Regions from separate parts of the Homo sapiens genome. Here region 1 is linked to region 2. A link is an interaction called in ENCODE POLR2A ChIA-PET data of the cell type or tissue named here. Cell type or tissue: Panc1. All regions are shown on one strand. Each heading gives the region's core, and the rest is flanking DNA. Links, peaks and the distances in the headings are about the cores only. Region 1 overlaps SLX4IP (SLX4 interacting protein). Region 2 overlaps SNAP25 (synaptosome associated protein 25).

Region 1 (5,383 bases), core at 161-5,160, 270 kb after region 2:
GGGAGTGGGAGGTGAGAGTGGGAAACCGGTGAATATGCCTCCTGGCCCCAACTTTTTAAAATGTATCCTTTGAGGTGTATTCTATTTGGTGCATTTTCCCAGATTTTGAATGTTGCCCCAGGACAACTGTCTTAAGTTCGTTTTGGCATCAGGACAAATGAGAGGATGTTTCCTGTTTGCCTGACTCTTGCCCCAACTTCTTTCTCTGTTCTGTTAAGCTCTTGGCTAAATTCTTTCCTCTTGTATTCCACATTTTAACTGACATTAGGGCACCAAGTGCAAAAATCTGCAAACAGTTAGCTTTCCTGTTTGAGCATTCTGGTCAGATTATGCTGAAGTTAAAGTTCTTGTAGCACGGAAGGATCACCCTCTGTACAATGCATTAAGTATTTAATAACTGTACTAATAATTACAAACACTTTTAATGGGCCACTTGGGAGCCTTAATGTGGTTAAAAAATGTATTTCTTCTCTGTCAAGTTAACTTGTGTCAAATTGAGAGAAATTCTTCTAAGCAGCTTTGAAAGGTTTGAGCTTCATAAGCCTAGGAGCAAGTAGCATATTGTGAAAGTAGTTTTTATGTAAGAAGAGACAACAGAAATAGGGTGAGTATTAATGTAGTGCTTTGTACATTTCCTTTATAGTTTTGTATTTTTTAGGTGGAGAAGTGTCCCACCACCCTGTTGCATCCGCTGTATGTCAGGTTAAGCAATTTTTAGTAGGATTGGCAGCAAAACCAACTTTGGAACACAGGACTCTCTGGCTTCAAGATCTCTTCTTTGGGAATGTGGACAATTTGGATTTGGCCATTTTTGAAGTATTTTAGAAAATAGGACACTCTTGAGGGGCAGAATTGAAGGTCGATGCGTCTTTTGTTAAATTCACATTTATTTGTAAGTTGAAGCTTTTTTTTTTTTTTTTTTTTTTGAGACGGAGTCTTACTCTTGTCACCCAGGCTTGAATGCAGTGGTGCAATCTCGACTCACTGCAGCCTCCACCTCTTGAGTTCAACCTGTTCTCCTGCCTCAGCCTCCCAAGTCGCTGGGATTACAGGCAGCTGCCACCATGCCCAGCTAATTTTTATATTTTTAGTAGCGACGGGGTTTCACCATGTTGGCCAGGCTGTTCTCGAACTCCTGATCTCAGATGATCTGCCAACTTCAGCCTCCCAAAGTGCTGGGATTACAGGCATGAGCCACCGTGCCAGACCTAGCTGAAGCATGTTTTTGAGAAATTATTTTCTGGTGAAACAGGTGTGCCTTTGAAGTGATATAGTTGCTTTCCAAAGCTCAGAAAGAAAGTATTAAAACAAGGATAAAGTCCTATAATGTAATTACCAGTTTTACTTTGTTTTGGCTTATTTAAAAGTGTTGGCTCCTTACTCCAAATGAGATCCAGTCAAAACACTTACAATTATAGTGTGCATACATTAAGGACTTAAGAAACTGTTATTTCTCAGGTATTTGGAAGGAAATGATGTCTTCTGGATGAAATTCATGGCATAAGCATAGCTCATTTAGTTCACTAGCCTGAATATTCTATCTGAATGGTAACTTTTTTAAATTTAAAAACTTTGCTTTTAGGTGTATTTGTATGGTTGGTATCAGATGATTATTTCTTTCTGAAAGCTGATATTTTAAGAGAGATAAAGTCTTTACACCTGATTTTGCTGTGTGAGAACAGCTCTCTCACATGTTACTTGAGGTTTTTTTGTTGTTGTGGTTGTTGTTTTGAGACTTGGTCTTGCTCTGTTACCTGGGTTGGAGTACACTGGCGTGATCATAGCTCACTGTAGCCTCTGCCTCCAGGGCTCAAGTGATCCTCCCACCTCAGCCTCTCGAGAAGCTGAGAATACAGGCATGTGCTACCACACCTGGCTAATTTTTGTGTTTTTGTAGAGACGGGGTTTCACCATGCTGTCTGGACTGGTTTCTAATTTCTGAGCTCAAGGGAGCTGCCTACCTCGGCCTCCCAAAATGCTGGGACTACAGGTGTGAGCCTCCATGCCTGGCCTCGTGAGGCTATTTTTATCTGCACCTTAGTATCTGGGATAGTGGTGCCTTCCTAGGCATGGGTAGGTACACACATACACAAAATGTCAATGCTAGCAAGTTTTTATTCTTTGAGGAAAGGTTTAGTTTTTTTAGCTCAGAGAAAGTAAGTTTAGTTTTTCAACTCAGAGAAAATCACCTTATTAATCTTCAACAGATTAATGTTGATTAATGTTATTGAGCAAAGCTGAGGTATGATTCTAAGGTAATGAGGTTTGTCTTCTACTGAGGCTTATAAACTGAATCTTAGGCTGTTACAGAAAAGAAATTGCTGTGGGTTGGCAGCACTGAGGAATGAGCATTCTGCCTTCTAAGACGTATGCTTGTTTGTAAGTGTCTGTTCTGAGATGTTTTGTAACAAATCAGATTCATTGCTTTATAGCCCTTCTTCATTAAGATGGGTCTAACACGGAAAACCTCAGAAGCTCACCCCATCAAAGACAGCTGTGATAGAAATATCAAGTAATAATAAGTTTGCTGCTGTGATTTTTTTCAGAAGGAATTTGCTGGCATCAGCAAAGAAAATTTCAAAGTGGGTTAGGTTGTCTCCATTGGCTTTTATTCATCTTTCCCTTTCACAGAATGAAAAAATGTCTGGGCTGTTATAGCTTTGTTCTAAAGTGGCCCATAATTTTGTCTATGTTTTACATCCCAGTGGATTCCTAAGTCCAAATATGGTATTGCTTCTCAGAGAGGTCTCCTTTTCTTTCCCTTCAATCTATACAATATTTAGTAGATTTATTTTGAGATCAAGATTATCTTTTAGGTCAACCTGCAACTTAAAACCTGCTGGACTAATGTATTTGAATGAGCATGGGAGGAACTATGTATGAACATTCTGATCATTTTACATTGTCAAGCCCTTGCATATAAGAAAGCATTCCTAAGAATTTAAGAAATTGTTCTAAACTGATCATTTCTCTGAACCCCATCTCTTACTGGTTCTTTGTTTCCATAGGTACCATACCAGAAAGACTGTCATCAAACCCTCACAGGGTCAATGTCAATATCACACTTGTTTTATAACACTGTCAGAAACCAGGGGTACTGCTCTGCCCCTCAGTCTGGCTTGACAAGGTGAAAATTCAGGGACAGATGAGAGGAGGGACCAGATTGAAGACAAAGAATGGACATAGGCCAGAACGTGATGTAGGGTGGGGATAAACAGAGTGTTCTAACAGAAGTGATGTGTCAGAATCTTCCCACTTATTAGAAACGAAAAATGTCAACATTTATTAAAAGAAATGAAAATCTGAAGCATTGGTTTTAGGGAGACGGACATATGTTATGAGTTAGAAGGTCAGGCTCTGGAGACAAATGAGCAGCCCAAGTTGCACTCCTAGCTCCTTGTCCGTAGGCCGCTTGCTAACATCTCAGTAGCTACATTTCTCATCAGTAAATTGGAACAGGGGCTAATTGTCCTGCTGCATAGGGTTGATGTGAGGAATAAGTGAGGAGAGCATCTTGGGTATTTAGGAAGCCCTCCATCTGTGCTGATGATGGGGCCACCCTCCCTGGAGGTGTGGAGAAGCGACCTGGGCTGGTGCTCAGCAGCTTTGTCAGCTTATCATCCCTGCATTCCCCAGCAAGTCTTCTAACTTCTCTAGGCCTTCATTAGTTTCAGCCTTTGTCAAATAAGGGATTTGCTATATACAAGTTCCTTCCAGAAGGAAAATTTTATGTTTTTAAGGTGAAATTTTATTTCTCCCAAAAAGCAAACCGAGAATAAATAGTAGTTTACAAATTAAGAGTTCTGTTTATAATACACACTGGGGCCTACTGGGAGTGGGGAGGGGCAGGGGGAGGGAGAGCCTCAGGTAGAATAGCTAATGGAGGCTGGGCCTAACACCTAGGTGTTGGGTTGATCTATGCAGCAAACCACCGTGGCACACGCTTACCTACGTAACAAACCTGCACATCCTGCACATGTACCCCAGAACTTAAAAGTTGAAGGAAAAAAAGAGTTCTGTTTAGAAAAGTTAATGTTCTGTTAGGAAGATATACTTGCTAACTTTAAGAACACATTGATTAAACGGACATTGTTGCTTTCCTGCTGGAAACTGAGTCTTGACGCTCTGGATGACCATTCTCCACCCAGCACTAGAGACCAGTCTTTTCTTTCTTTCTCTCTTTCTTTCTTTCTCTCTCTCTTTCTTTCCTTCTTCCTTTCTTTCTTTCTTTCCTTCCTTCCTTCCTTCCCTCCCTCCCTCCTTCTTCCTTCCTTCCTTCCTTCCTTCCTTTCCTTTCTTTTCCTTTCCTTTCCTTTTCCTTCCTTCCTTCCTTCCTTCCTTCCTTCCTTCCTTCCTTCCTTCCTTCCTTCCTTCCTTTCCTTCTTTCTTTCTTTTCTTTCTTTCTTTTTTTCTTTTTTTAGACAGGGTCTCACTCTATCACCCAGGCTGCTGCAGCGCTGCGATCTCAGCTCACTGCGACCTCCAGGGCTCAAGTGATCCTGCCACCTCAGCCTCCTGTGTAGCTGGGACCATGGGTGGGAGTCACCACATCTGGCTAATATTTTTGTATTTTTTGTAGAGACGGGGTTTGGCTATGTAACTCAGGCTAGTCTCGAACTCCTGAGTTCAAGTGATACACCCACTTTGGCCTCCCAAAGTGCTGGGATTACAGGTGTGAGCTACCATTCCTGACCTAGGGGCTTTTCTAAGGAAGGCAGAAAATGTTTGCCTAACACAGGTGAGTAATGCTGGCCACAGAAAGGTAGTCATGAGTTTGATATTCTTTCCTGCCTGGTGTTCTGAAAGTAACATTGTTATAAATTAATTGTAAAATTATTGCATTGGAGATGCTTTATGAAAAATGTGCTTTATTGAGGTGTGATTTACATATAATAAAATACACCCATGTAAATGTACAGTTGAATGTTTTTCTTTTCACTGTCATAGTCTTTGCAAAAGTTGGATACGTTTTGACAAATATTTACATCTGTGTAATCATTGCCTTATCGACTTTTAAAAACAGCTTTATGGAGGCATAATTCATATACCATAAGATTCCTCCATGTTAAGTATATAATTCAGTAGTTTTTAGTATCTTCACAGAGTTGTGCAGCCATTACTGTGATCTAATTTTATACCATTTCATCACCCCCCCAAAAAGAAACCCCATACTCGTCAGCAGTCATTCTCCTCATCTCTGTGCCCACTCCTACCCCTTGGCAACTGTTTATTTACTTTTTGTCTTTATAAAAAATTGCTTGTTATGGACATATCATATAAATGGAGTTATACAACACGTGGTGTTTTGTGACTGGCTTCTTTCACTTAGCAAAATGTTTTCAAGGTTCAACCATGTTGTAGTATGTGTCAGTACTTTATTTCT
Region 2 (5,383 bases), core at 260-5,259:
GCATGGATACAAAGACGGATGGAGAACACTCCAATCTAATCATGTTGAGCCCATGCTTATGAGATAATGAAACCTAAAAAGTTGTTCTCCCCAGCTGAATTGCATGGGAATTATCAAACACACATGTGTGCACAGAAGCCAACAAAAAGTATACTTGGCTTTAAGGATAAGGGTACAGGGTGCAGGGAGACCCGGGAGACCCATAAAATAGTTTATAGCCAACCCCAACACCTCATGTAATTTTGCTGTTAACATTTTCCCTCCTTCAATGCAAATTATTTTATAGTGTTTTTTTCTGATTATAAAAGTAATTCGTGTTAATTGCAGAAAAATAGGCCAAGAGGAATATAACAAGGAAAATATAATTAACCATAATCTCATGTGCAGAGGCAATAATTATGAATAATTATTTTATTATACATACGGCATAACATGACCTTGTTTCTATCTATATTTAAATATCCAGTAATACCATTTGTTATGTGCTATATGTCAGAATGTCTGCTAACTGCTTTATATGTATTAATTCATTTAATCCCCACAACAACGATCATTTTTGAGATGAGGAAAATGGGGCACAGAGAGGCTAGACATCTTGCCTGGGATCACACAGCAAGTAAGTAGTAGAGCCAGCATTCAAAGTAGTGCAGCCCCACTCCTCAGAGCATTTTTGACCCTTAAAATCTGTACTATTGATCCACATCCAATGTTACTCAAACATTAGTGTGCACTAGAATCCCCTGAAAGGCTTGTTAAAGCAATTTGCTGAGCATCATTTCCAGATATTATGATTCATTTGGTCTGGGGCCTAAGAATTTGCATTTCTAACAGACTCCCAGGTGAGGCTGATATTACAGGTTCATCAACCACTCTGCGAATAACTCTGGTCACAGCAGTGTCAAGGTATGTACTGTTAATTCCGCTTCACAGATGAAAAAACAGAAGTTCAGAAAGATTCGATAAATAGGCCATGGACACACAGCTTGTCAAGTCTATGTTATATCCATTTTCCAGTTTACTCTCATGGAAAACAATAACAGCCAACGTTTACTTCATTTGATAGCTCGTGCCTTTCTTCTGGTGAGGCTATAGTGCTAAGGAGATAGTTCAGAAGTTAGATGCAGCCTCTCTGAGAGCCAGGTTTTACTGGGAGGTATGTGGATTGCAGCCACGCATTTGTTTGCTCATTCATTCAATCCCTTGGCAAGGAGCCCTAGCTGGGAAGCCCCATCGGTGATGGTTGGTGGTAGGATTCCTGCCCCCAGCAGCTTCCACATGCTGATACTGAAGTGACTGTTTCTGACTGAAGGAATGACAATCTCATCAAGTGAAGTATGAACAGAAAAAAAAAATGGCACAAAGATGTTACCTTTTGAAGCTATTGACGGGAACCTGTTCCAAAGACCTCTGTGCTATTTTCTAACAGCAAAGAGACTGGTATTATTTTGGCGGGTTCCTTACAAGAAAAAAAATAACCCTCCTGTGATGGCAGAGCCTCTGTGATGTCTGCCTAGATGGAGTGTAGCTTTTGCAGCCATGTAGGACCAGCTTGGAGCTCTCTGGGTGTCCATCCTTCCTGCTCAGTGTGGGCCACAGACAATAGCATCACTGTGCAACTTGATAGAAATGCTGATTCTAAACCCCACCACAGGCTGACTGGACTAGAATCTCTAGATTTGGAGCCCAGGAATCTGTGTTTTAATAAGTTCTCCAGGTGATTTTTAGAAGCCCTAGTCTAACAAGAACCCTGCAAAGCTAATTATTTTGCTTCCCAAGGAGAACAGCTAACCCTCTGGAAAGTTAAAACCCTTTAGGTCTAGTGTTAGACCTAAAGGTCTACTCTTCTCAAACTTTAGTGACCATCAGGATCACCTGGAGAGCTTATTAAAACATAAATTCCTGGGCCACACCCTCAGAGATTCCAATTCAGCGGATCTAGGGTGGAGCTCATGAATATGCATTTCTAGTAAGTTCCTGCATATGCTGCTGCTGCCTGTCCTGGACCACATTCCTAGACTCCTTTAGCAACATCCTTCTTAAAGAAAAAAAACTGATTGCAACTGTCAGACCTTTTCAAGATCTCTGTTTCCGTCATTCCCTTTCAAAATTATATTTTCTTATTTAGGGAACTCAGTTTCTTCAGAAAACTACTTACTTTTTAAACTTATTTTTCAATCAAAGTCCACAAACTATGTTAAAATAGAACTGGTTCTGGTCGTCCAGGGCATTTCTGAAAGAGCTTGTTGAGTGTAAGTAAATGGAAGAGGTATGGTATGGCTTCATGATTTCCTGTTCAGGAGACTTTAATCACCTTCCATCTGCTTAGAACCAGAGCTCTCATGATACACATTGTGGGGGACTAAATTTTCTGAGCACATTAGTCAAGCCCTGCAAAAATGACACCCAAATGATCACAAGTGGTCTCCAAGTCCCCTGAGGAAGAAACCTTAAAGTATTTATCTCTAGTCTCAAAAACCCTCAGTATCTTAACCCACAGTCTCTAGGATGCTAACGCTTAATGGGCAAAGTATGTAAAGAATTTTTTAAATTACTCATTGGACTCTCCTGTAAGTATTAACATGCTCAAATTAATTTGATATATATTGCCTTAAATAGTCCAAGGAAGATTGGTGCCAAAAAGCTTCATGAAACAATTAAAAAACACACACAGTCATGTGCTATGCATTTTGATCAATGATGGATAGATGGGTGGTCCCATAAGATAAGAATACCAGATTATTACTGTACCTTTTCCAAGTTGAGATATCTTTAGATACGCAAATACTTACTATTGTGTTATAGTTACCCATAGTATTCAGTACAGTAACATGCTAAACAGATTTGTAGCCTGGGAGCAATAGGCTATACCATATAGCCTAGGTGTATAGTAGGCTATCCCATCTAGGTTTGCCTAAGTACACACTATGATGTTTACACAACGATGAAATCACCTAATGACGCATTTCCTAGAAGGTATCCCCATCGTTAAGTGACGCATGACTGTATACTCCAATTTAAGATCCCAGCACCATGTCAAACAAAAAATGTTATAAAGATGTGTGAGACATGATCCTTGCCCTCACAATTATTTACTTGCTGCTTTCTGCATGGTAGGCACTCAGACTAAAAGGATGCTGGTGGAGTGACCTGTCAAACACGAATGTACACAGTATTTTTGTCTCCAGGAGAATTTGTGCTTCAAGGAGAATTTGAGGACCTATCACAGTTTCCTGGGGGATAGAGATGACATAGAGGCCAAAGTAGCATGAAGCAAGAAATACTGGGAAGGATACCTGAGAACCACACAGGAGTCCAAAGGCAGCCTTGGTCCAAGCTGCCAGCCTACTCCAGGAGATGCCATTTGTTCAGAATTTTGAAGGCTGGATGGAAGGCTGGAAAAGGGTTGAGGGATGATATTATGGCAAAAGAAATAGCAGACATTGGAAGGATTACAGTAAAAGTAAGTAGGGAAGCATTTTCATCAGGCATGCTCCTGAAGGAGCAATGATTAATAAGCATGAGATCTGATCCCTTGGAAAATGTTAAACAAACCTGTCCTACCTCCAAAAAGGAACACATAAATCTATTTGAATGGAGCCATGTTTGCCCTTGTGATTAAAGCAGGCTAACCTTTCCTGGGTGGCTTTTGTCTTTCCTTTTTGTTATTCATGAGATCTTCTGTTTTCATCGTATATCCCCTCAAGGTTCTAGGTAAATGAACTACAGGCCCAGAAAAGCTTGTTTGCCTATCATATGTTCCTCCTAGAAAGTGAATTTATGGAAATTTTGGATATTTGTGCAGCTACAGAAAAGGAAATCTCAAATCTGGGGAGATGGAAAGAACAGGAACCTAGAGAGACTTGAGGCACAAATTCTCTGTACATTTGTGTTTGACAGGTCACTCCAGCAGCACATGCCAAACCAGGATGAGCAAAGTTCATAAGCTTGCTTTCTTATATGGCTGCCACGACCTTCTAGAACCATCTGGAACTCTACCACCCTCCAGTTAACAGGCCCTATGTGCCCTGGTTTGCTCTTGGAAACATTCTGTACATCTGCACATACGGAGACACCCACGTGCAAACTCAGTAGAGGCAATGCATAATTTCCAGAGTTAGCACATGAATATCACATGAATGTATAGTGACTATATGTCAGAGATTTACTTACTTCATTAGTGAGAAAACCAGTAGGCAGATCAAGTCAGTTCACAGAGTATTTGAGGAACAAAGATTTATATGGTCAGTCAGGAAAGGGAGGTTAAAAAAATTTGTTTAATTGGGTTCAAAACTGATTAATGCCCTCCAGGCCATACAACTACAATGCTTGGGATTATCTTTTCTACCACAGATATATCATTTGCTTCTTTACTAGATGAAAGTCATGTGCTCAATCTTGTATAAAGTAACATGTAACTTGTCAGTCTGGTCTCTAATCAAGGGTAAATAACAAAAACTTTTGACGGTGATTGACATGTTTATTACTTTTATTGTAGTGATGGTTTCATGGCAATATACATATGTTAAAATTTAACAGATTTTGAAATAAATGTGTGCATTCGTTGTATGTTCTTTATACTTCAATAAAGCTGTTAGAAAAAAATAGTAAGCCCAAACAAGTTACATTCCCCTAAAAAATTACATAATCCCCAGGCAGTCCTATTAGAAAATGTTCCAATATGATATAAAAGAATTTTCTCATCTTTTTTTTTTTTTTTTAGCTTTCAAGCTTTAGATAATTTTTCTTGACTTTAATTAAAGTAGTTGTTCTCGACTCAAAGAGATTTAAGTTTTGGCCACTTAGTAAGTGTGTAACCTTAGGCAAAATATTTAAACCTCCCTGAGGCTCAGATTCTCCATCTGAAAAAAAAAAGGGAGATAATAATAGATCTCTGTTTCATAGGTGTATTACTAGGGTTAAATAAAAATATGCATTTGGGTGCTTAGCACAGCACCTGGTACATCTTAAGGACCTAGTAAAGGTTACCTGTTCTTAATTATCATTTCCAAGGAGCAATGTAGCTCAGGAGCTATGTGAATGAGAGACGATGAGACAAAAAATATCATAGACCAGGGATGAGACCCTAAGGACACTCAGAACTGTGTTCTTGACCAGGTCACTTGTCTTTACCTTTTTTCTGATTCCTCAGCTACAAACCGCAAGGAGTAGATGAGAGCTAAAGCAGGTCCTAATTTTTAGACTAGGATTCACCAGGCCTTGGACTGAATCCTGATGGAATCCTGGCTTCTTCACATCCAGAATCTCATAAGCTCTTAGGGCTCTCTGTCCACGGTATTGTATCTCAGTGATGAGGACTCTGGATTCGAATCCTGATTCTGCCACTTACTAGCTATGTGACTCTAGGCTACTTACCGAACCCCTC

What was found. Peaks named below come from ENCODE experiments on the same cell type or tissue, not always from the same donor. Only the 100,000 strongest peaks of a DNase experiment are listed, where the experiment ranks them.
Region 1: POLR2A ChIA-PET joins it to region 2 with 8 read pairs; 2 of 35 experiments call an interaction of 5 or more read pairs at or near these places.

The regions. Positions count from the first base shown.
Region 1 is chr20:10,514,176-10,519,558 of GRCh38, forward strand. The region is part of intron 2 of SLX4IP (SLX4 interacting protein); the gene reads left to right. Among named protein-coding and RNA genes, the nearest start is that of SLX4IP, 82 kb to the left of the region's middle. In Panc1, for the core only: no CTCF peak of the experiment used is centred there; no DNase peak of the experiment used is centred there.
Region 2 is chr20:10,248,057-10,253,439 of GRCh38, forward strand. All of the region lies in intron 1 of SNAP25 (synaptosome associated protein 25), which reads left to right. Among named protein-coding and RNA genes, the nearest start is that of SNAP25-AS1, 31 kb to the left of the region's middle. In Panc1, for the core only: no CTCF peak of the experiment used is centred there; a DNase peak (open chromatin) is centred at 2,975.